Regions from separate parts of the Homo sapiens genome. Here region 1 is linked to region 2. A link is an interaction called in ENCODE POLR2A ChIA-PET data of the cell type or tissue named here. Cell type or tissue: endothelial cell of umbilical vein. All regions are shown on one strand. Each heading gives the region's core, and the rest is flanking DNA. Links, peaks and the distances in the headings are about the cores only.

Region 1 (13,073 bases), core at 3,758-6,257, 67 kb before region 2:
ACATATGCTTGATCAAAGAGATTAGGTACTGTAATGCAATCATCGGCAAGAGCAGTATTTGGTGTAAGACAAATTATTACTCAAAACAAAATTACCTCTTTCATCACTACTCAAAAGCTTGCTTGTCTTATTTGGGCTAACTTTGTGGGAAATGATTTCTAATTTTGGCAAAAGGAGAAGACTGGGGTGGGGGTAATGCATAAAATGAGCTCTGTGTACTGCCCAGAGCACATTACCTAGTGCTTATAAATATACCCAGCAGAGACTGTTTGAAATCTGAAATTATCCTTCAAAGCTGACTTGGTAAAAATTAAACTGAAGTGCTCCCCTTTGCCCAGAGGATAGCCAAAGGAGAATACCTGCAGTGGAGCCCTGAATTATTGAGATGAATTGAGATCCTTTTGAAGCCTGTTAGGATAATACACGCTGGAAAACTGAGCTCTTATTTTAGGATTTTTCTTAAAACAACAGTATCATACTCACAGAGAACATTTTATATCTAATGCTTTGATCTTCAGATTATATAGATAGGGAGAAGGCTGTGTGTACGTTTGTTCATGCATGGGTGAATATAATAGTGTGTACCAGTTTCTGCATTACTGATTTTTTTTTTTCGTGGTGCTTTGTGGTACATGTAATGAATATACTATGGCAAAGGCCTGGGGTTAGTGGAAGAACACAGGCTTTGAATCCCAGCACTGCCATTTACCACGTGTGACCCCCGAGCCTCAGTTACTGCACTCATAAAAGGAACGTATTTACATGTTCCTTGCAAAACTGTCAAGAATAAATGAGGTCATTCAAACTATTGAAACAACAGCATTTACAACATGCTAACAATGTCAGTTTCCTTAATCCACAATAAAAAATCCTTAAAGTATTTTCAGTAGGTACATTTTATATAAATGTCCATGCTATTTTACATACGATATCAATGAGCCATTCCAAAGCCTCTCAAAGGTCACAGTCTAATCAAAATGGAACATTTCACATATGAGTCATTTTGTCATTTTTGTATGTATGTGGCAAGTCCCTGGGTTGTAGTCTCAGACTCTTGAAGTTTAATTAAAGAGCTGTTTTTGAAGATGAGGACTCCAATACATGCATCTTAGAACTTTTAAATGCCCCATAATTCCTACACTTCATATGTCACCAACATCCAGTTTGATCCTTTGCTTGAATTTCAAAAGGAGCATACTAAACAAAACATAGCAAATTTCATAGTTCAAATATCTAGATTAATTGTAGACTTTAAAAAAATCTGCTGAGGAACAAATTAGTAAACTGCTTCTTGACGTCTTTTTTTCTTTTTTTTCCTTTTTTTTTTTTTCTTTAAGATGGAGTCTTGCTCTGTTGCTAGGCTGGAGTGCAGTGGCATGATCTCGGCTCACTGCAACCTCCGCCTCCTGGGTTCAAGCGATTCTCCTGCCTCAGCCTCCGGAGTAGCTGGGACTACAGGCGCATGCCACCATGCCCAGCTAACTTTTGTATTTTTAGTAAAGATGGAGTTTCACCATGTTGGCCAGGATGGTCTGGATCTCTTGACCTCGTGATCTGTTTGCCTCAGACTCCCAAAGTGCTGAGATTACAGGTTGAGCCACCACACCCAGCAACATCTTTACTTAAAAAAAAAAAAGAATTCTAAAATGCTCTAATTAGAAAAAGTTTAGAAAATTTCAGGTGGTTTGAGGACAGAGATTCAGAAGCCTGCACTCTTCAAGAAAAAAAACAAAAAACAAACAAAAAAAGGTAAATAAAGAACAATAAGATTAAAGAATATTATCCAAAGATGGAGTTGGTGGCACAAAGAAGGAAAAGTCCAACTATGCCAGCTGTTACTCAAGCCACACATGATGTAGTATCGTACTTTATTATAAAATTAATAAGCAAGTGTTGTGACCTTTGATTACCTTTAGAAAGATAGGAAGTTGTGAAAAGTCACAAATGTTATAATAAAAAAAAATTTCCAACGCAGCACAACATCATTTGACTGACAAAAATAATCACTCCAACATGATAGTCTTGGGATTTCCTCACTTAGAATGCAAGCTTCAAGGAAAGTAGGATGCCTATTTCATTCATCCTGAAAAACTTTATTAGGAGTGCTACAAATGTTAAATGAATAAGATGAATTTAAGAGTTACTAAAATAATTTTTAAAATATTCACTTAGATTCTACATAACCCAGGCCAGAATACAGGTTTGCACACTTTGTAATCTGAGCACTTTGGGAGGTCAGGGTGGGAGAATTGCTGGAGCTAAAGAGATGGAGACCAGCCTGGGCAACTTCGTAAGACCCTGTGTCTACTAAAAATAAAAATTAACTGGGCATGGTGGTGTGTGCCTGTAGTCCCAGCTACTTGGGAGGCTAAGGCGGGAGGATCACTTGAGACAGGCAGATTGAAGCTGCAGTGAGCTATGACTGTGCCACTGCAGAGAATGAAGCCACAGTGAGCTATGACTGTGCTACTGCATTGTAGCCTGGGTGACAGAGGGAGACCCTGTCTCATTTAAAAGAGAGAAAAGAAAGAAAGAAAGAAAGAAAGAAAGAAAGAAAGAAAGAAAGAAAGAAAGAAAGAAAGAAAGAAAGAAAGAAAGAAAGAGAAAAGAAAAGAAAAGAAAAGAAAAGAAAAGAAAAGAAAAGAAAAGAAAGAAAGAAAGAAAAAGAAAGAAAACATTCTATATAACCCTAATTCAAGGAGAAGAGCAGAAATCCTTGTCCTCCCATTGCTGTTTATTGCCTACCACAGTCTTCCTTAATCCTGGCCACATACGAAATCACCTATGGCCATATCAGCAAACTGTGGCTCAAGGGATACAAGTTGAAGGAATTGGGCCATTTCTGGGAAACATCCTTAAACAAGAAGATATACCCTTCTCTTTCTCCCTTTCCTCCTTGTTGAATATTATGTGGAGAAATGATGGTTGAAACTGATGTAGCCATCTTGGGTTACTAGTTTGTCTGTGGAATGAAGCCATGAAAATCAGAGCAAGAAAGCAGATGGAGCCTAGGCCCTGGCACCACGCTGTGCCACATCAGTCTTGGATTGCTGTCTGTGGGCTTTTACACACAGAAAAATATCTATCTTGTCCAAACCACCATTATGTAGGGGTTTTGTTTTGTTGTTGTTAATCCTGGCAGACACCAGTCCTAATGTGATATAAAGGTCTTACAAAATTAGTACTCAATTGCTTTTCCATCAGTTAAGCTGGTCAGGCTGGCCCCAAGAACAAAAAAACAAGGTTAGCAGAGTTCACTAATTTCTTCCTCTGTACTTTTGCTCACTTTAATTTCCTTCCTAGCTAAAACTTACTTGTTCTTTGATTCAGTCTTCCCAAAACATGTGTGCTCTCAATATTCTTTCACTTTTCTCTAATCCAATCACACTTACTATTTTGTATCTCCTTTATCACAAGGTTTTAATAATCCATTTAAATTACTGACCTCTGGATAATCACATATTCCAGGCTTCTGATTCTAAACAGATTTTTATGGTTCTGTTTTGCAACGTAGATTTAGGTTTCTAGAGAGCAAGAATGTATGTTACATTTCTTTAAATTCCTCACAGTCCTATTCATGGTGCATATACATTTTATATGCTTGACCATACTTGTTTATCAAATGGAGGAAATACCAAGAATTTAACTTCTCTTTTGGGATTTATATACCATCACCACTCCTTCTTCCCTCATCATCACCAGGAATAATTAAGAAATCTGTGATCTTTAAATGCAGACGGTATTATTATGTTGGCGGAAATACATATATGTCTACATAAACTTTTCTGTGTCTGCGTGTAGTCAGTGACTAAAGGTGAATTAAATAACCGAAAAATAAAACTGATATAATTGTATAAACAAAAGCTGTTTAAGGATGACATGCTTTTCAACCTTAAATATCCCTTTAGCAAATAAAACACTGAAATAAAAATTTTGAAATATAGAATGTTTTTCTATGATTATTATGAATATATGATGTTGGTGTGAGACAATAATGTTGATTTCTCTCTTTAATTAAGAATAATCATTTTCCTTTTTAATGATCTCTTTTGATAGCCCATGTCAGCTACTATACATGAGGTCTGATTCTTTAAAACTTATTCAATTTCAAACCACTTCTTTCAATAAATTATTTATTAACACACCGTGTTAGGCACCAGGAAGAACAAAGATATGAATAAAACAAGGTCTCTGCCTTTATTTTGAATGTAGTTTTACTTACCTAAAGCAGATGCAGATGGGAGGCTGTGGAAGAACCTCTATTCAAAGGTTATCTGTTTTGTTTTAATTAATGAGTTTGACAAATTACCCTAGTTAGATGACAGGTGCCAAAAAAGACAAAATACAGCAGCTGTAAGTGTACTCACACATAGACAACCACAGACAGAGACACATGCAGTTTGCTATCAATTTACAAAGGTAAGTTACTGTCTCACAATTATAAGGCATAAACATGCAAATACATTCCTGCTTATTTGATCAACATTGATTATTTCTTTCAATGGAAAATGGAATTATTTATTGTAAAGCAAAACGTAATTTTTGAAAATTTGCAAATATATAAAATGTACAAAAGGCAAAATCTTACTATTTACCATTTTTTGGCATCTCTATTAAAAAATATGGGAATCACGCCGGGCATGGTGGCTCACGCCTGTAATCCCAACACTTTGGCAGGCCGAGGTGGGCGGATCATCTGAGGTCAGGAGTTTGAGATTAGCCTGGCCAACATGGTGAAACTCCATCTCTACTAAAAATACAAAAATTAACTGGGCATGGTGGTGGGCGCGTGTAATCCCAGCTACTCAGGAGGCTGAGGCAGGAAAATGGCTTGAACCCAGAAGGCAGAGGTTCTGCTCACTAGCAGAGATCACGCCACTGCACTCCAGCCTGGGCGACAGAGTGAGACTCCGTCTCAAAAACAAACAAACAAAAAACACATGGGAATCAACTGAAAATATAATATGTAATATCCTATGAATTAAGTGAATTAAATTTCATTGTTAGAGGTTTCCATAAGGCAATAACATTTACTGCTTTTATTTTTTTGAGATACTGTTAATCCATAACTGAACAGCAAAGAAGACATGATGTAGACTTACTTCAATACTGAAGTACCCTCTGTCAACATAGTCCCCTAAGAAGAGGTAGCGAGTGTTGGCAGGAGATCCCCCGACTTCAAAGAGCTTCATCAAATCAAAGAATTGTCCATGAATGTCCCCACAAACTGAAAGAAACAAAATTCATTTTATGGTCATATTATGTTAGGACTTTGAATTAAATAATAAAATTACAAAATTTTAGAACCAGAATTAATTTCAAGTTTATCTGAGCCAAAACATTCTTTTGCAGAACAAGAAGTACGACAGAAAAGCTAAGTATTTTGCTCAAGTTTCCAAATTTAATTAGTGGCAAACTTGGCTCTAATGTCTGAGTCCACTAGTATACAGATTAACTAAAAAAAAAAAAAAAAAAAAAAAGAAGAGAATAATAACAATAATGGCTATCATTGTGCACTTAAAAATTCTTTATGAGACGCTGCCAGGATGTTTACACACATTTTTTAATGTAACCCTAAAAATGCCATGAGATATGTTTTCATTTTGCAGGTAAAAGACGACACCAAAGAATGGTTCAGGAATTTGGCATAATCTATGTACAACTGAGGTCTGAATACATGGCCACTACACATTACTGCCTCCTGAAGAGAAAGAAATGTAGATATGTATCATAAAACCTGCATTTCACTGAATCTAGAATGTTATCCATTGTAAGACACATCATTAGTTTACGTACCACTAAGGCAAAAAAAAAAAAAAAAAACTCCAATTAAACTTAAATTATAAAGGAGCATTTTTACAAAATGTTAAAGTGAAAAAAACTACAATTATTAAAAGCTGTGACACATAATACAAAAAAAATTACTGGGAATTGGTATTTCTTAACATTCTCACTTTCTCTTTTAAACCAACTTTCTTGGAAGAGCTATTTTGTCTCTTTTAAAAACTCACTTATTTAATACTTATTTCGTTTCCACTTTCAGAACTCTAAAAATAATATTTTTATCTCAGTTATACAGATAATGAAATAATATAGCTTAGAGAGGTTATGTGGCTTGGTAGGGTCACTCCTAAAAATAAATGACCCAGGGCTTAAATTCAGATTCACCTGATCCAAAGCTTTTCCTGTCAGCCACCACATTATGGTATCTTTGATATTTTTATGTATTTATACTAATATATATGTGTGTATGTGTATATATATTGTGTAATATTTTAAAAATTTTGTGCTTGAATGGTGAACATGATGTGGCTGCTTCTGCAACACTAAGAGTTACACAGAATGAACGCATTCGTGAATAAGAAATCAGGAGGCCAAAAGTAGATCTTAACACATTATATCCTGCAATTACAAGCAAGTTATTAAAATGTTTTAAATTTTATTTCCTTACTTGACAAAAGATCATAGAAAAAAAGAGTCAAGTGGGTTCAATGATGAAATAATTATAAAACAATGAAATAAAAATGTTACATGCTATAAATTCCTGTCTTTACTGTCAAGAATTAGCTACTAAGAACCCACAGCACTATAAGCATGAAGTAGGTACAGGTGGATTCCATTTTAGAATGTCTGCACTTGGTAATCTTAAATACTAACAAAATGGCTGTAAATAACAAGGATCTTTACTACTAATGCATCCCTTTGGTAGACTCCAATCATATAGCTTCTTCCCTCTCTTGAGCATGAGATACACAGTAGAAACACCAGAAACATATTCTTCCATTTTTGAAAAAATATGTTTTAAAACATAGTTTATAAATAATTTTTTTATTCTTAGAGCTGAGCAAATAAATCCATATTCTGAGGCATTGAGAAGTTGGTTTGTGAGAGACATATGTGCTTTCTTGTAATCATATGTGATATCTAAACCAAGGGGGAATAAATAGAGAACACTGGATGGGATGGTCCAAGCATTGCCAGGCATGGATGCCAGTACCTGCTCTGGGGACTTCCACAGCTATAATTGGAGCTGTAAAAACTAACATAAATAGTAAAACACTTCTTAAAACTTTTATATATTTTATATATGTGTGTACATATAAGATATGAGCATAATAATTTTAAAAATATCCATCTTAAAAACTTAATTAGCACATTTTTGTTACCAAATTTTTAAATAGGCAAGGATAAAGCTTATTAGCTAACAAGTAATAATATAATTACTCTTCTACCTATGTATCTATTGAAATTATAGTTGGTATGGATTACTTATCACAAGCACCACTTTCTCTCAAATTGTAGGAAACTTTATATCTGTCATACATATGACATGTTTCAAACCAAAAATTACAAAACAGAAAATATATGGCTGGAAACCATGCCTTCACGTGCCCTCCATTAGGTTTGGAAGTTGAAGGAAGGAACTTCAAGGAAACAAATTATGAAGCAAGACATTTCCTTGCAACGAATTTTATGCAGCCCTTCACATGTCAATGGGTGTGACGCTGACACTTTGTATAGCCCATGTCTTGCTACTGGCTCTCTCCCTCTCCTTGCTGCCTAACAGAGAGGTGAGGGTCAAACATTTGTAAGTTAAGCTCAGGGACAACAGGAAGCCAAGTGAGGGGCTAAGACATAGGCTTCAGACATTATTTGGAATCTCTATGGCAAGTTTAACAGTCATATTTTAGGCTGTTATTAAAACATCCCCAAGACAAAATGGTTAATCAAAGGCATTAGAGGCGGTGTGGGGTATCATTTAAAGGCCTAGTCTCTGGATCCACACTACCGAGGCTCCAACCCTTGCTGTATTACTTACTATCTGAGTGAACTTGGACAATTTACTCAACTTCTCTGAGCTTCAAATGTATTTATCTATAAAATGGGGGTGATACTGGTACCTTACATTATTGGGCTATTGTAAGAATTAAATGTGTTAATATCGTAACAAGCTTAGAAGAGTTTCTGGAGTCTAATAAGAATTTAACAGATGCTGTATCAAAATGGCATTTCAAAATGGCTGTATTTAAAATGTCAAGGTCCCAGACAGAATAGAACTCCGGTGCTTGGAGGTGGGAGGAATAAGGAGTGGAAGGCATTCTGGAGACATTCTAAAGCATCTTCTTCCTTTCTCTCCCCTTCTAGCTTCTTGTATCTTTTTTACTCTTCCATTTTAATTCCTGGCCATGTCTGAAGATTCAAGGATAATTGATTTTTACCTCTGTATATGTAAATGACATAAATACCAAGACATTAATTTAGGTTGTAAACTGCGGGTTAGGCATTAAGCAGTTATAGACACTAACATACAACTGAAGCATAATCTGGCAGCCAGAATGAAAAAAAAATGTCTCTAGACAATGCAAATATTATAAGGATATTTTTTCTTTTGCTTAAGTATAGAAGTACATTATCATGAATTTAGTTTTACAAAAACAAAATTAATCTCTTCTTCCTGGTCTATAATAACTTTGTGATAAGAGATAATCTCAATGATTTACAATATCACTGCAATAATTGGATTTTGGCTTGATGATATAAAATAGAAAAAAGTAATTGCTGTAAACTCTGCATGGAAAACAAAATACCCTGAAATCTAGCTACACATATCATCACACTGTCACTGACTTTACCTTAGAATAGCCATAGGTCTGCTATAGAAAGACCACCTATCATAATGTTCAGTAAAGGAAAATGACGTGCATATAATCATAGAAAAATTCAAAGCCCAACAAAACAGTAACTCAAAATAAAACATAATGGAAAAAATGGAGGTATTTTCTTCCTCGAATTTTCATAGGCTACCTTCCTTTCATCCATAAAGTCTCACATACACGTCACATGCTCAGTAAGGTCTTTCTTGACCATCCTGTACAAAGGAGCAAACTCCCTCCACTATCATCCTTCACAGTAATTATGCCACAATTAGCATTATCTAATTGATTTATTTGCATGCTTGTTTCTTCTCTGATTCTTCCCACTGAAATATAACCACTGCTAAGCTGGATAACTTGTCAGTCTTGTCCGCCATATCCCCAGTGCCTAGACACTTGTGTGCCCAGGAGGCACACAAGAAACACCTGCTGTGCTAGGATTATTCTATTGGGCCTACGCTATGCTTAATTTGAAAATCCTCAACTAAGAGGCCAGAGATTTTGAGATACCCTTGTGATTGATAGAGATTGACAAGTTTGTGGAGTTTGCTTTGATGGAAACCAAAGGCCTTCAACTTATCTGAGATTGTGCTTATTTTAAGCCTTTAAGTCACAGGTTTCAATACAGTGTGCAGCAAGTCTGGGGTAGAATGTGGAACCTCCATACATCTTATGGTTGTTTTCCCACCTAACTCTACATCAGAACCACTTGGAGAGGTTTTGAAACTACAGATTTATGGGCCCTGAATCAGAATCTCCAGAGATGCAGATTCACTAACAAGCTCTTGGATCTATCCTTACCTATTCAGTATTACTAAATACACCTATGCTTTTGAGCCTCTCATAGCACACACAGCCTTCATTCTGTGTACTAGTATGGTCCCCCTCACAGGGGCTATGTGTGGAGGAGATGAACACTGGAAAGGCAACCTCTTTCATTGCTCATTCTAGGTTGCTGTGAGATTAGGACTTCACTATTATATGAAAGAATCGTAAGTGATTGATGGCATCTAGGAAGGAGGGATGAACCTAAGAAGGCTGATAACACCACATGTCTTTGGGTATTTCATTGTATTTATTGCTCAGGCCTTGGATATTTCAGCTGTAAGATAAGGGATTTATCCTTAAGTCCTATTATCTCATTCACCATTTTGATATCAAATTTCAGGAAGAAAGTGGTCAACATACTAAAGTATCCAGGAGATACCCAAAAGGATGGAGGCTGGGCCCATGACATCACACAGAGTAAAGGCTTGCCTGGCTATAATATTCACTTACTATTGGTCCCCATCCTCCATCTTCTTGGTTACCCAAGATACTGGTGTCCAAAGAGCAGCACAATATGCCAATGCCAACTGATAATACAAGCTGTCTGCTTGGTTGCTCAGGGCCCCCAAATCCTCAGGAGGCTAGGTCCTTTTTTCTTCTACTTTACTTGGCCTTGACAGCACTTCTTGAACAACCAGGCTCTGACAATTTTTTTGCCCTTAAGGCAAGTTCACACTTAAATGCTTCCCACATTCTCCTGGCTTCCCATTATTTGCTTCCTATTCCTAATTAGAATGCTGGTGGGTGGGGTACCCAAATACTTATGATGTTTAAAAAGCATCAAAAACATAGATGCACAATACAAGTATTTAAAACACTCCTAGCGCTCTATGAAAATATCCATTCATCTGGCTGAATATTCCAAAAATTTTATTATGTCTTCAGCAGGTTATTAACAGAACTGTATATACTTATGTCAGAAATTTAGAGAGTTATAGCATTTAACAAAATGAACACATTAAATATATTGAAATAAAACATAAGTTTATTTTTCTGGAGCATTACTATTCATATCTGTTAGCAACCTGATATGACACAAATATTGATGGTTATTTTCCCTGTGAGAAATAACCTGTCATTTGTTTTGTACTGGAAAAGTAAGAACTATCAGATACACTGAGCTGTTTAATCTATTTGGTGCAATTAATCTAATATAATCTATCTTGGTAATTTCCCTAAGTCGGGTCACTCAGCAGTTCTGAATATCGCTAATCTAAACAAACGGTGGCAAGAGTGGCCAATATCCTGTGATGTTTATACACTATCACTTATCTCTTTCTATCAGAAAATACATATCTTCTGCCTAAATAATCAACTACTAATTAAGGCCTAAGCAAACAATTACTTTTGCATAACTGCCTTTTAATATTGCTTCCTTCCCTCCATTAGCCCATTTTAAGCAAAACTTTATGGGAAATAATTTTCACAAAGGAGTGGTGCCAAAGACTTTTGATCTAAGTTGAAGCATTTTGAGGTTTGAAATAGGAACAGAAAAATAACATGCAGAAAGTATTTGTCTTTATTTCTTAGGGAAAGGAAGAGCTTCCCCCAACCCCAATATCACTGTTGGAAAGCTATAAAGCTTTGAAATCACAGGCATGGGGGTTCAAGTACATACAAACAAAACATAAATATTAACGTGTGTGTCTATGTGTGTGTATAAAGCCACCCACCACAAAGGAGGAATTCAGAGACTAATGGGTGGTGTGGTAGTCCAGGAGTCATTAAACAGAAGTTCAGGACTTTACTCACTATAGATTACAGCAAAGTAGTGCTGATGAGAGAAAAATAAGAACCAAGGGCAGTGACAAGGGACTCTTTGTAGTTAGCTGAGTAAGCTCTTGCAATACACAAACTGAACAATGAATCAGTCACAGGGCGAGTCTAAGAATCCCTAAAACCAGTGTGCTTCTAAGTAGAGAAGATAATAGCCAGCATATTGAGGACAAAGAGGCCTTTGAGAATAGAATCTTGGCAAAGGAGAGAGGACAGGTCAGAAAGATAAACATGACCAGAACCAAGCATTTGCCTTGGATCTTCTATCCAGAGAGATGCTGGTAGCTCTTTAATGAGAAGGGATAGGTGTTCAAAACAAGAACCAATCTTGTTTTATGTAAGTGTTAGGTATGCAAGTCTAAATAAATTTAGCAAATCTACAAATAAATATATATTATAATTTGATTATTTTTTCAAAGAATTATATTGTTTCTAAGTTCATACTGGCAATTAAATTATTGCATTAGAGAATGTAAACCAAAGTAGATAATACTGAACACCTTAGGGTAAGGTTTCACTATAAGAGCTATACAAATAATAGCTTGAAAAGAACTCTGATACAGCTGTCACCCTGAATAGAAGATACAAAACCAATGTAATATAAAATATACATTTTCACATAAAATTACTCAACAATATCTTTCACTTAGTGCAAAGACTTACACATTTGGTCCTATTTACTTGCCTGTATGAAAGGGAAATCCGTTAAAGAACATCATTGGGTCAACTTGTTAACAATGAGCAAAAATTTTATAATATCATATAATTTCATGTTAAAGTTTACGAAAATTAGGTTGTCTGGGGACAGAGGAGTATGTTGTTAAAAATTGTGAAACAATAAATTTACAAACTGCAAATGAAAACTAGATTTTTAATGTATCAGCATTTCAAAACTGTTCAGCAAGACTGTGTCAATACTACGATTTAGAAGTCAAGTGCTCTTAATTCTTGACTCATTATTTATTTTTCTATAAAGACCTTTTAGTTTCTCCAAAATACTGGCTTTTATCATCTTGGAAGACTTGCATGAAGTAGAAAAACTTCTTATACAAGTTTTTCCAGTTCATACTAAACTAACAGATCACAATTTTTCCTTTAGAAAAGACGTTACTGAATCGTTTAGCAATTTTCACCATTGGAGTTCCTCACTACTTTCAGCTTCCTTTACTTCAACCCAGTGTTTTTTCCATAATAGCCACAGTTCCCCAAGACAATAAAATCCATAATGTTAAAGAACTAAATTTATGTCTAATTCTCAGCATGAGGAGATTAATTTATTGAATTTATTGATTTGGTTTTTGGATATTCTATTTACCAAAACTTTCTTCTTTTCCAAAATCTACAATTTTGCAGAGAAAGATTTTGTTTAGAGGTTTTGTTAGAGGTTAACCACAGATATATACTACAAGTATATATCTGCTTCCTCCTGTTGATAATCCAGGGTTATGGAACCATAAGTGGATGGTAAGTTCAAGTACAAACCAGCTAGCCAGCTATGTGTAGTTCATTAACAGAATGCACAAACTTCTAAAATCAGACAATTACTCAGATAAAGGGGACACTGCAGTTTATTACAGCATTTGCTTATATCTAGAAATCTGTATCATAAAATAAACTAAATAAGAAAAAATAACATCGTTCTAATTTACTAAAGAGGTATATTTCAAAATAATATTTTCCCATAGGGAATATTACTTTTTCAAAGGATAAATATGTTTTAGGCACTTTATAAAAAACAAACTGTGAATTATTAACCAGGTCATTCTGGTTTGATGATATAGAACAATAATGAAAAAGTCTCTAAATCAAATCAAA
Region 2 (13,073 bases), core at 6,150-8,649:
TTATGAAGGAAGGTCAGAAGTGTGGCTTTGGAAATGTTTAAATTTGAGGTGTGTCTCACACAGGCAAATGGAGAAAAGTAGATAACTAGAAATATGAGACTGGACAGAGGAAAGGACCGGGCTAAAGATGAGAATATTTAGGAATCATCTCACAAAAGACAATTTTTAGAACAAGACAATAGGGAAAATATCCAAAGGCAGTGAATGTAGATAGAGGAGGGAAGTCTAAGGACTAAATTGTGGGACACTCTAAGAGGGAGAAGAACCTCCAAGGAGACTAAGTAAAAAGGACCACAAACTAAGGAAAAAGCAGGTGAGCATGGTATCCTGATAACCAAGGGAAGAAAGTATTGAAAGAAAGAGGGAGTGTCAACTTCTCAGGAGGTCCAATGAAAGAAAGACTAAAAATTGGCTGATGGCAAAAAGGTTCAGGTACTGAACTGAATAATATCTATTAAGACCATATATACGTCTCCTTAAAAATTAGTTTTTAGGAGCTATGCCATACTATCCACATGTCTAGCAAGTAAGACCTCTTATTATATCAGAAATTTACACCAGTCTTTTGTATCTGCTTACACATATGATGATACATGTGCTAAATCCACCATCTTAGCCTTCTAAAGCAATGATATAAGAATTATAATTCTTTATAATTCTATCTTCCCCTTTATACCTATTTGCTGGATGATCAATAATATGTACTGAATGAAACAATAATAAAGCTACTTCATAGACTTCAGTCACAAATGCAAACAGGAAATTGAGACGCTCACTTTTGCACAAGGGCAATTAATTGCAAACAGGAACTACAGATAAGCAGTTAAGCAATTATACCTACATACAAAGGTCAACAACCAGCCTTGCCTGTTCACTGAAGATCAAACTGAGTGCCTAGTATGGTAATCATGTATAGGCAATTTAGGAAAGTGAATATATTACCTAAATTCTAATAAAGCTCGTAAGTGAAATTCATCACTTTTACCTTCTACATGGATTTAGCACAGTGCGTAGAGAAGATGCTCAGTCAGCAGCAAAGACAAGAATGAATGGTGTGCATGCCCAAGGCTACTACAAATGACCACTCTGGCTATGTCCTACAGTACTCCAGAGGGCGCTATTTACCAGGCTACCATGTCATGAGACGTGTAGTGCAGACATGCCCAACCACCTGTGGCAACCCTGGGGAGCATCAGTCAGACTCTGACTTTTATCCTAAAGCTGAAAAGCAATCACGGTAATGGCACATATATGCTAAATATCCTTTGAGATCAACATAAACTGAAACAGGCCTAAAGAAAGAGACAGTTATTAAATGCCTACCTATGGGTTTGATTTTTACCCAGTTCTATAGGTGAATATGTTTTCAGCATCTGATTATAAGCTGCTAAAAGGCAAGTAGAGCATGCAAATGTTATATACCAGAAGAAGTAAATGCCTTTTTTTTTTTACTGCTGACTCTTATGTGATGACTTTGCAACCTTAGAGAAATCTGTAAGAAGAGGCTTCAAAAAATGCTGACTCAGAAATAATTTACAAACCATGCTTTTAAGACATGTTGGTGATTTTTATCCTCTTAAATTTGGGGAGTCAGTTTTGATTCTGAAAAGACTGTTCATTTTACAGTAAGTGTCATGCAGTATATTTTGAATTTAGGCAGCTAATTATCAGGCAAGGCCCAAGTTTTTTGGCTCTGCTAACAATTATGGAAATTTCCCCTATTTCTATAGTTTTCCATATAAAATACAGTATTTATTTGCTAGCATTTGCTGATCTTAAACGTGGTCCAATTAACAGCTGTAACACAAGATACAAAAGTGACTTAAATTACTCCCAGATAATAATTTAAGATTCTTGGCTTACCAATTGAAATAACAAAAGAAAAGTGGCCTTAGAACAAGTAACACAAAAGTCTGTAATTTAGAGCATCAAGACATTTTTTCCCACAATTATATAAAACTACATAGAAAAGAAAAAAAAAACTCCTCCTGACTCTTGTTGAAAATCTCCCATAGAGATCCAATGGCAGAATATACTGCAAAGTACCTGAGATGTTAGGCTTTAATCTCCTGGACCCTCAAGGCTATAATTTTTCCTGGTAATTCTAAAGCCACAGTTAACTACATAACAGAGAGCATCAGTCAGAATTTAAAAAGCAAAAGCAATAAACATTTTGCATGTTACTACAAATAAATAAATGGAATTTAACTAACTGGAAAGGAGTTAAGGGCTGGGAAAGAATATCATGGAAGTAGGGTGAGAGGTGAAAAAAAAAAATAACAACAGGAGACTGCCTTCATATTTGCCAAAAAATGTTCACCATGCTTGGGTCAACCTCACACCTAGCATCTCTTCTCTACATGTCTGCACTTTTCTTAGATATACCTATACTTGGATTTTACTAAGAAAAGTAACAGAATAATCACGTTTCATCTACCTTCACTCAAAAATTCTTGCCCAGCCTATAATTAATCATTCTTATCTGTTCCCCAAATATCTTAAGCTTTCAAAATTCATTCAATTTATTTAAACTCTTATTTATTGAGCACTCTTATTTACTGATACATTTACCAATATATCTGTGAAACTGACACAAATCCCTGCCTTCAAGGAGCTCGCATTCTAGTCTAGTCAAACTTATTTGGGCAAATAATCATTTTGGTATTTTTTAAAGTACTAAAATTCAATCCCATTTAAAAAGGAATTAACTAGCATCTACAGGAATACTTAAATATTTACTGTTTTACTTACTATCACATTTTTCCAAGTAGCTATCAATACTCACCCAAGGTACACAGAGAAAAGTCCTTTGGGTGGTTGTCAGTAGTTTACATTCCTTCCCTGCCATGTGTGAAATCTCCTTTCTGTGTCATTTGAAAGCCATCCGTTTTTACCTTGGTGTGTGAATCGGGGTCATCTGTGGAGCTTCTGAAAAGCAGAGCTCAATTCAGACTTACTGAATAACAATCTCCCACAATAGGAGCTAAACATGTATATTCTTTAAAGCTCCATAGTTGGTTCTGATGCATACTCGTTTATGAACAATTCTTTCAAAAAAAAAAAAAAACCCTTCAAAGAAGGTTGACAGCTTAGGTAAATACTATGGTTAAAAGAGAACTTGCCTGTGAAGTTCCGCTACATGACAATAGTAATAAAAATAATAATAGCTAAATCTTATTGTGCACTCACTGTATATCTTGCACTGTTCTAAACTGTTTCCCAATGTTCCTTCTTTCAGCCCTTCTAAAACTATTATTATCCCCATTCTGCAGGAAACTGGAACATGGAAAGGTTAAGTAACTCATGTAAAGTCCCAAAGCCCAGTAGGCATAAGGCTGGATTATGAACCCTGGCATAACTCTAGAGTGCCCATGCTCAGTCATGACTTTGTAGAAGAATTTATTCTCACCATTCATTAATTTACTAATTAATTTACTTGGTAAAAAACAGGCATAGGTATAAGAGACATAAATATGTCTCTAGTTTTCCTCTGTAATACTTACCACAAATATATGCAATTGTGTAATCTGTTTAATACCGATTTCTGCTAGGATATAAGGATTATGAGAAAATGAGCATGTCTCTCATTTACTATGTCACTGCCATATATAGCACAATGCCTAATGCATGACAGCATTCAATAAATATTTGTAGACTGACTGATTCAATGAATGAATGATAGTCTGTAGACTACAGCTGTGTATTTCTTATTAAACGAGTCATACTTGTAAATGACTTAATCCAGAGCATTAGTGCTCTATCAAAGTACTGATGGAGAGCAGTGGGAGAAAGGAAGAAACAAAATGCCATCATATCCAGAGTACCGCTTGACTCTCTCAATAAGCCCATGACAGGCAGTGGAGGTATTATTATCCTATTGTAAGGGAAAAAATCCTCAACATGAGTATGTCTAGAAATTCATGCTATATTCCCACAACCTGAGCATAGAACCAGAGAGATTGGTCCAAATCCCATTTCTGACACTTCTATCTGCGGCCTTAGACAAGCTCTTAACATTACTGGCTTCAGCTATTTCATCTACAGAGAGAATTATGTACCCATCTTGCTTCTAATTCACTGATATATTCCAAAAACTTACAAGAATACCTAGAATATAGTTGGTGCTACATTAATTACCAAATTGTGAGGTTATTTAGGACCTTAATTATGAAAACATGTAAAAAAGTATTCAGCACTGTGACTAACAGAGTTAGTCACAGTTCCCTTGTGACTAAATGTCCCCAAAATGTTTTCCTCACTTTCCTTTCTTTTAAAATCTTAAAACGAGTCTTTGTCCCCCTTCCTCATTTCAGACTCCTTTCTAAGCACATGTGGTCCCTTCTCTAATGAGTCTTAGGAGGTTTAGCCCTATTTCCATGAAATCACCTAGTTTTCTAATGCAGAGGGAAGCTGAATCTAGTTTTTAAATCAGGACAAATTCTAACTTACAATGGGAATTCATTTGCTTTCTTATTCCCACAAGACATATTAAACATAACTCTCTAAGTTCTCATTCTTTCTAAAACCCACGTCCTCACTTAAATATATTTTTTAATGATCCTGTAAAAAAAGGCTTCAAAACTTGCAATGCTACTTTATTTTCACAATTCAGACTAATAAAATCAATTAACTACAAGGCACACATTAGATTTGTTTGCACTGAAGAACAATTAACTGGACATTTAAATCCAGCATTCCCAGATTTATGATAACCCACATGTACACGGAGCTCCACAAGCCAACTTCCCTCCTCAGACTCCTCTCTACAACTTCTTCCTCTTAGTGTAAAAGTAGAGCCATTGGGCCAGTGTAATAATAACACAGCCCAGATTCTAAAGACAGATTCTGGGCACTGACAGTGGCTTTTAGGGATTAATGGAACAGGGCTTTTGCCTTTATTGGGGGATGAGGGGGTGAGGGGTGTAAGTGAAATGTCCTATAAGCTCAGGTACATTTCAATGAGGAATAGATGGATGTGTGGTAGGCAGGGTGTTTATTTGGCCTGTGGTAAGAGAGAGGCTGTGCTTGGATGTACAAAAGTTTGCAAACCTAGTGGTTCACAATTTGAGTGCTAAGGAAAAAAAAAGATCCAAACTTTAGAGGGCTTTTTTTTTCAAACAGCAAAGTGAAACACTAGGTCGTTTCTGCAATTATATCCAGCCCTAGCAATTGACATTTTTATTAATTGCTAAAATGTAACAGTATCATATTTACACTACACACTTATTCTTATCCACTAGAAAGACAGTGATGTCAGGATTTATATAGCTAGAGACATGAAAATGGACACAGAGATGAGGTCCCTCTGCAAGCATACATAAGTTTTAAATAACAGTTTAGCAAAGATGTCTTCCATCCAAATAATTTTAATTTTTCAATCAAAAAAATTCCTGATTTAGCTAAATTAATATAATAATAACCTCTCTGTTTTATATTTGGAATTTTGCATTTAAATATTTCATTAAGAAAAAAAAGAGCATGGTGGATCATGCTTGTAATCTTCACATTTTGGTAGGCCAAGGTAGGAGGATCACTTGAGGCCACGACTTTGAAACCAGTCTAGGCAGCAGAGCAAGACCTTGTCTCAACAAAAAAATTTAAAAATTAGCTGGGAATGGTGGTGGGTGCCTGTAGTCCCAGCTACCTGGGAGGCTGAGGCATTAGGATCACTTGAGCCCAGGCATTCGAGGCTGCTGTGAGCTATGACTACACCACTGAACTCCAGCCCGGGCAACAGAATGAGACCCTTTCTTAAAACAAATAAACAAACAAACAAACACAAAAACTACGCCCCCCCCACCCCGCCAGAAAAACAAACTAACAAAAAAAACCACGTTGTTAACAAATAGTTTGGAAGTTACTGAAATCAATCAACTTTATATTTTCAAAATCTTTTAATATACTATGGCTCTATTAAATATTTATGTTTTTATCAATAAGATTGTCTCCTTCAGTATTGCTTAAAATTGGCTCTTTTGAAACATGAACCTAAACGATGTATTTTCAAGGAAGTGAAACAACCACACCATTTGTTAATTTTTTCATTAAGATATCACAAAATTAATTGGGGTTAGGGAATTCTTCACTAAAGTGCAATGACTTTAGGTACACTTATTTTTAAAAGAAATAATACATCGTTTTGTATTTATGTATTCTTATAATCTGGCTTAAATATTTTCTAAAACATCTTCTTGAATTAAGTACAACATTTCTTCCTAACAATGTATGAAAGCTTTAAGTATTATGAGAATAACTTTTAGGATGACAACAATATAAAGAATATGTGTGCAAACCTAAACACAAAATTATACATATTGTAAAGTATTTAAGGGGAGCCTGTGGGTGACAATGGAGGTATCCTTCTTAATCTAAAAGAATATAAAGTCTAAGGACATGAAGTGTAAGTCTGGGGAAGGTGAGATGCTCAGTTGGCCAAGAATAGTGAGATAGGGAAAGGGAACAAAGCCTGCGGTAAGATTGTAAAGCCTGGCACTCACACAAATACCACTTACTATATGCCAGACAGCTATAAGAGCTTGACAGGTACTAACTCACTTAATCCCCACAACTCTAGGTAGACACTGAAACACAGTATACGTAACTTGAACAGTCACAGAGCTGGGAGGTGACAGAGCTGGGTTGAATCCAGGCACTATGGCTATAAAGGGGTGTACTTTGTGAAATCCATGTTCAGGGGGAAGTCAGAGGACTAAGGTAAGACTTAAAGTCCCGAAAAATATTTGGAGACATAACAAAGATCTAAGATAATCTATAATGCTAGAAAGAAAAGGTGTAAATGCCTTGAAAACAAATCCTAAAACAAAGACTAAAGAAAAGAAACAAAGAATTTTTGGAAGAAGAAGCTGGAATGACATCATCTTTGTTTCTGAAGCTATAGAAACTGGAAGGGGCCTGTAAAAGAAAAAACGTTTTACTTCTGAGAAATTAAAGGGAAGACTAAAGTTGACAGCTTGAATTAGAACTTAGGGGCTGACCTGTGGTAGACTTCTGGGAAAGAGTAATAGCCAACTATAATTGAATGAAATCAGAGAAAAGGGATCACCAGGTAATTCTTGTACCTTGTTAGCTGATGCATTTTATCAATGAGCAAATGGAGGCATAGGGAGTTGAAGTGATTTGCTCCAAGATTATTCCAGCTGGTCAGTGGCAGGTCCACCATTCCTTTCAACATACTACCTGATTTGGTTTTAGCCTTAATGTTTCTTCCAGCTGCAATGCTGTATTATAACTCTATTAGAATGTTGGTGAAAAAAGGAGCATCTAAGGAGTCCAAAGGGACTTAAAGCTATCTACGATACATGCATATTAATTCTTTGTAATTCTGCAGCTGTATACCATATTAAAAGATGTGTATGCCTGAGTCTGTCCTATATTGTTGATGAGAAAGAAGCAGGTAGAAAGTAGTGCTCTTTGGTGTATGAAACATCTTCTATTTTCAAATGGAGAGGAATTGCCAGTAAGAAACCTCAGTATAGGAGTGGAGTAGTTTGCTCTTTAGGCATAAATACAATGATTTTGATTCTACCACACAGAGGAGTTAAGTTTAAGAAACTGAAAACATTCTATTTTATTCCATTTTCCACAGGAAATACAGAATGGATATCTCTAGTACACTCCCATCAGCATTATATGGTCTCCACAAAACCTTACTCCCTCAAGTCTGAAGACATTTAAAAATAATTACGGGAGAAGATGAGGGAAACTTTCCCAGCAGTTAAACAGGGGTAGTCATGGAAGGCACAAACATCACGCCTCTCAGGTTATTACCTCTGTCCCGCTGCCAAACATGATGTAAGAAAGCAGAAGTGAGCTCTGGGTCAAGGACAAAATGAGCAGTACATTAAGGGATTGCTTTATTTAAAGGTCAGTAGGAAAAGGTCAGTTATTATGTGATCTACAGGGTTTTTGTGAGTAGAAAAACTCATGTCTATTGCTGAAGAATAACTGTTAAATGTATTAGTGTATACAAACATTAAATTTTAATACAGCCAACAGAAATTAAATTGCAAAAGCAACAATAACGTGCTGCAGAAGTAAAGTCATCACCTTCTCCATTGTTATTCGGAAGGAAATAGATGACAAACAAAGAAGGGTCGGGGGACCTGGTGCAGAGAATCCACAAGAGCATCTAGAAGACCAGAGTTCTGGGCCTAGTTCAGCACTTTCCAGCTGTGAGTGGCAGTGCCTGACTGCTCCAAGCCTCCTAATCTGTAAGGCCAGTAGCTGGAGTAGTCTCTAATTCTCTTCCAAAAGTAAAATTATATGACTATTTAGAGCAGAAAATAGCACAGAAGAAAATCAAACATTCTTCAAAGTCAAGAATTTAGCAACAGAGATTTGTATGACCAATTATCAGACATATGGGGCAAATGACTAACCCTTGAGAACAATCAAGATAGAGAAAATCACAGAGAACTGTTTATTAAATTTTAATTACTGTGACTAAAATACAACTACTGTGAAGCCCCCCCAAAAAACCACAGTGAAATGTGACAAACACCAATAAAATGTGACCAATAAAATATCAATAGATATACGATATACTAGGATATTTTACTTAAAATTCCTAAATCCATTCCCTTTTCACCATGCTTTTTTCTATAGCCACAACATTATTCAAATTAAAAAGTAGTCAATTCACATATTATTCATATGAGAAGAATATAAAAGCATGCATATTTAAATAAGAAAATGTTTTTGTGAAACAGGCCTGCTATATTTTAAAGACAAAAGAAACACATGTAGGAGTGGAAGTTTCATTACGTTAACGACAGAAATCATTCTGGATATTGAAGTACTCACAAAAATAAAACTAGTGGTTTTAAAATGTTCAGGAATTCATCATATGGTGGGAAGTTAAATCACACAATAACAAAAGTTGAGGTTATCTCTTACTTTGACACAGAGGTGTTTTTAAAGGGTAGCAGGAGGAAACCCTGATTAGACTAATCAAGATATTCCCTTTGAAGTCATGTAACATATAGTTGGAGTAAGAAATGCATTCATAGAATGAAAACCAACAAGGGCTTTGAGATCACCTAGAATAACCTCTTCATGAATTACAGGAAGACATTGTCAGAACTGGCACAATCTCTCGGGATTCCTGATTCATAGTAGTCCTGTACTCTCATCACTTTTAGACAATAGTTTTCACTAATACTATTATTTTCACCCTCCTTTTCCTGTTAAGCTTGGGAAAAAAAGGGATTATTGTAGTTCAGTAATGTCAAGAAGATCCTAAACAAAACAACTATACTTTTACTTGGAACCAAAACAAATGTCAAACAACTCATATGAGTCAAATGAAAAGTGGAATTCAGGTGCTAAGAAAGTACATCAAACAAAGTAAGAAAAGGTTTATATAAATTCTATGAATTGAATTTTTGAATTTTCTATTATAAATTATTTTAATTGTTTCTGATTTACATCAGAAGGGCAAATATGAAGTAAGTACTGAATACATCAGCAAATCTTTGATATATCTTACCAGGAATGACTGTTGAATTAAGCACAAAAAAAAAACACAATTCCTATAACAATGACTATCATTATCCAGAGTACACTACTATATACCAAGAAATATTATTTTTTCTGTTTACTAAATATAAACATATATATCCATCCATTTACAGAAGGTTTCAGTGAATATATGTACATAGATCAATTTTAGTGGTAATAAGTGATATTTTTTGGTCACTGAGTTCCTACTACATATCAGTTATTACGTGAGGAGCTTTTCAACATTATCTCAAGTCTCACAGCACTGTAAAGTAGAAATTATTTCAATCACTTGCACAGAAGTTTAAATGAGGAGCATGTTAGGTAACTTGTGGGCAGGATTAGAGCCTATGTCTGTTTTATTCTAAAGCCAATGATCTTCTCACTAGGTGGCAAAGCATTACCCTTAAAACATGCCCATTACACATAAAATGCAGTTGTTATGTGAAAGAATCTAGAACACAAGCATGAATCCATGTTTCAGTTTTACTTTATATGCAAATATTCAGATTTTATTTGTCAGTAGCATGATGAATACTTAACAGTTTTAGCATTAGGCCTTGATTAATTAAGCAAAAAATCAAAATCTGCTCCAAAAAAGACTTACCTTTACATCTGAAATTTTTATTTAAAATCATGGTCATACTGCCCCTGAAAATAATGTATTCTATCTAACAAATATAGTCACACTGTCTCCCATTGACCTCTACTGGACAGACTTTTGGTACTGTGCTCCCAGAGTCCTTTGACCAATCAGGATACATATTTTGCTAAAACCCTTCCTCTCTTTGCCTTTACCATTCTAAATTGCATAATTATCCAGAGTAAGTCAACTCCGAAACCTCTAAAGGTCTATCCTCAAAAAGGCCATGTCTATTCCCATCATAATTTTACCACTGGTCCCTTTCTAGAAATAAGCATTTACATTTGTCATGACACCTAGACATCACTAAATCTAACATAAAACCCTCAAGTTGGTAAGTGTTCTTCACACAGCCCTCATATTAATGGAAGTGTTACTATTGCCCCTCTTGTCCTAATTCCTCAGATTCAATCCAACCACACATAAACCACCTCTGACAAATCCTTTCCTCATCTTCAAAACTAGCATTCCCTGGTCACTCTTAGTCAGCAGATAATTATTTCTATGACCCCTGGCTAACTCTCAATGATTCTTATTTTGTCTGTGGAACCTAAGTCTATTGGTCAAATCAACTGTTTCTTGTTATCACCAATCTTACAAATCCCTTCATCATATTTGACTCCCCACAATTTTCTTCTCTTTCTTGAACTATCTCTCGAACGATCACCCACTCCCCCTCCATTTCATCTCACTCTCATCGTAGAAAACAAAAGAGGTGTCCAGGTCATCACAAGTCCTCATGTAAGTGTAATATTGGTTCCTAGAGTGGTTCCTAGAGTGCTAGTTAAAGAAAATAGCTACAGAACTGAGCCTAGATTTCATCTACACTACTTTTAGGGAGAGGTTTGCCACCCTTTGGATACCATCCCAAGGAAATTATTACCTTGCTGAAAAAGTTAACTGAAAAACAGTGGGTTATCTACCCACTGCTGAAGCAATTCACTTTGTCCCTGGACACCACCACCACTGGTCTCAATTTGGTGATTCATCAAATTAATAGAAACTCAGCATGCTGTCTTCCATAACTGCATCATCCTAGACATGATCCTGGCTGCAGAAGGGGGACTTGTGTAATGGTTGGAAGCCATGCTGTCTCTTTGTCCCCAGCAATCTATCTGATGTTTAAAGAGGTGAAACAAGTAATTTGTCTCATCACTGCCATCAAGGTGACACCAGTGACTTCATGCTAAGAGCAACTGGACAATACTGAATGAATATGCTTCGTGCAGTACTTATTTCAGGGTAAATACTTAATAAATACAAATTCTAAAAATATTTTAAAATATTTGAATCAAGATAATTTGTCAATCTTAATGCCTATTCTTCCATGTCTAGAAGAAATGTTTTCTTACAATTTTTCACATCTAACTGACCCACTCCACCATCACTGTCCTAAATTTCTAATGTTTTACTGTATTAATTTCTGAAGAATCACTCAGGTCTACATTCAAATACAAACATACTCAAAACCTACATGTAAAATATTATTTATATGAAGTCACCTCCATACTGTTAGTGCAGATAGTTATAATCTGCACTTGTAGTACATCATTCTGTAGTCACCCAAAAATGATAGGACCATGATTAATGCACCCAAAGTTATATGTGCAAGTTGGCCAACATTAAGAACATGTGGTCACATCTAGCAGAGATGAGCAGAGGTGGAAACTGGGGACCTTCGAGGCATAGTACTAGGAAAACCTAATATCCCTGTTTATCTGGAACAGTCCTGGATTAAATGTGCTGTGGTAGTATAATTAGTAACAGCTTCCCTGTTTACTTTCAAAAGTGTACCAGTTTGAAGGATAAATTGTAGTATCATCCAATTTGGCACCCATAATTAACAAGTGGGTTCTACTCATGATCTAAGAATTGGTAAAAAGCTAAAACATAGCTATGGGTCACTAGGGAGCTAGCAAAAATCATAACTGAGACAAAAAAGGACAGACTGTGAAAATAAAACCACTCTCCTTGCAGGCCATTTTTAAAAGGCCTGCATGTGAATCCACATTTAACCTACTGCCTGTGGACATCTGACAGTTAAGTTGTATTTCCTATTATTTATAATTGTATGCCTTAAATTTATTCTGGAAGTTGACCTTCCCTGATAATTACTGAAATTTCTTATTTTGAATCAATAATTAGCATTATATCTTACTACAGTAACCCTGGTAATAGAGAATTCACCAACAATATTCTCATACTGGGAATTTGAGAGCTACCCATAACCTAAACTAATGGTAAATTAGGTTTACGGGTCATGATGATGTTAGGGTAATAAATACTGCTTTGGCCAGGCGCAGTGGCTCACACCTGTAATCCCAGCACTTTGGGGGGCCAAGGAGGGAGGAACACTTGTGGCCAGGAGTTCAAGACCATCCTAGGCAACATAGTGAGTCTCTACAAAAAAATAAAATTTAGCAGGGCATGGTGGTGTGCACCTCATTAGCACACTATATTACTACATAATAGTCCCAGCTACTTAGGAAGTTGATATGGGAGGGTCGCTTTAGCCCAGGAGTTCAGGGTTACCGTGAGCTATGATTGCACCACTACATTCCAGGTGAGTGACAAAGCAAGACCCTGTCTCTAAAAATAATAAAATAAAATAAAATAGAATAAGTGTTGCTTTGATAATTTTTTAAAAATATTTAAGAATGTTAAAATAATATTGGTAAGTACTTTTTTCCCCTTTACTAGCTTTTCATGAGAATTTTTTCAAATTGGTAGACCATCACAAGTTTATGATCACCATATTAAAATTAAAAAAATAACATACTAAGTATCTCGACTTTCACAGACTTTTACTGGGTATATTATGGGCATTTATAAATATGTTGATGGCTACTAAGTAGAAGGAATTTAACATCAGAAAAGATATCAAATACTCAATACTCTAAAAACCTGAGGA

What was found. ChIA-PET counts read pairs that join two places held together with the same protein. Peaks named below come from ENCODE experiments on the same cell type or tissue, not always from the same donor. Only the 100,000 strongest peaks of a DNase experiment are listed, where the experiment ranks them.
Region 1: POLR2A ChIA-PET joins it to region 2 with 5 read pairs; 2 of 35 experiments call an interaction of 5 or more read pairs at or near these places.

The regions. Positions count from the first base shown.
Region 1 is chr4:101,103,852-101,116,924 of GRCh38, forward strand. PPP3CA (protein phosphatase 3 catalytic subunit alpha) reads right to left here. Exons shown (of 14, transcript NM_000944.5): 3 at 5,103-5,227. Among named protein-coding and RNA genes, the nearest start is that of MIR8066, 130 kb to the right of the region's middle. RefSeq lists an enhancer at 10,859-11,680. In endothelial cell of umbilical vein, for the core only: no CTCF peak of the experiment used is centred there; no DNase peak of the experiment used is centred there.
Region 2 is chr4:101,168,299-101,181,371 of GRCh38, forward strand. All of the region lies in intron 2 of PPP3CA (protein phosphatase 3 catalytic subunit alpha), which reads right to left. Among named protein-coding and RNA genes, the nearest start is that of MIR8066, 66 kb to the right of the region's middle. In endothelial cell of umbilical vein, for the core only: no CTCF peak of the experiment used is centred there; a DNase peak (open chromatin) is centred at 7,693; H3K27ac peaks cover 31 bases.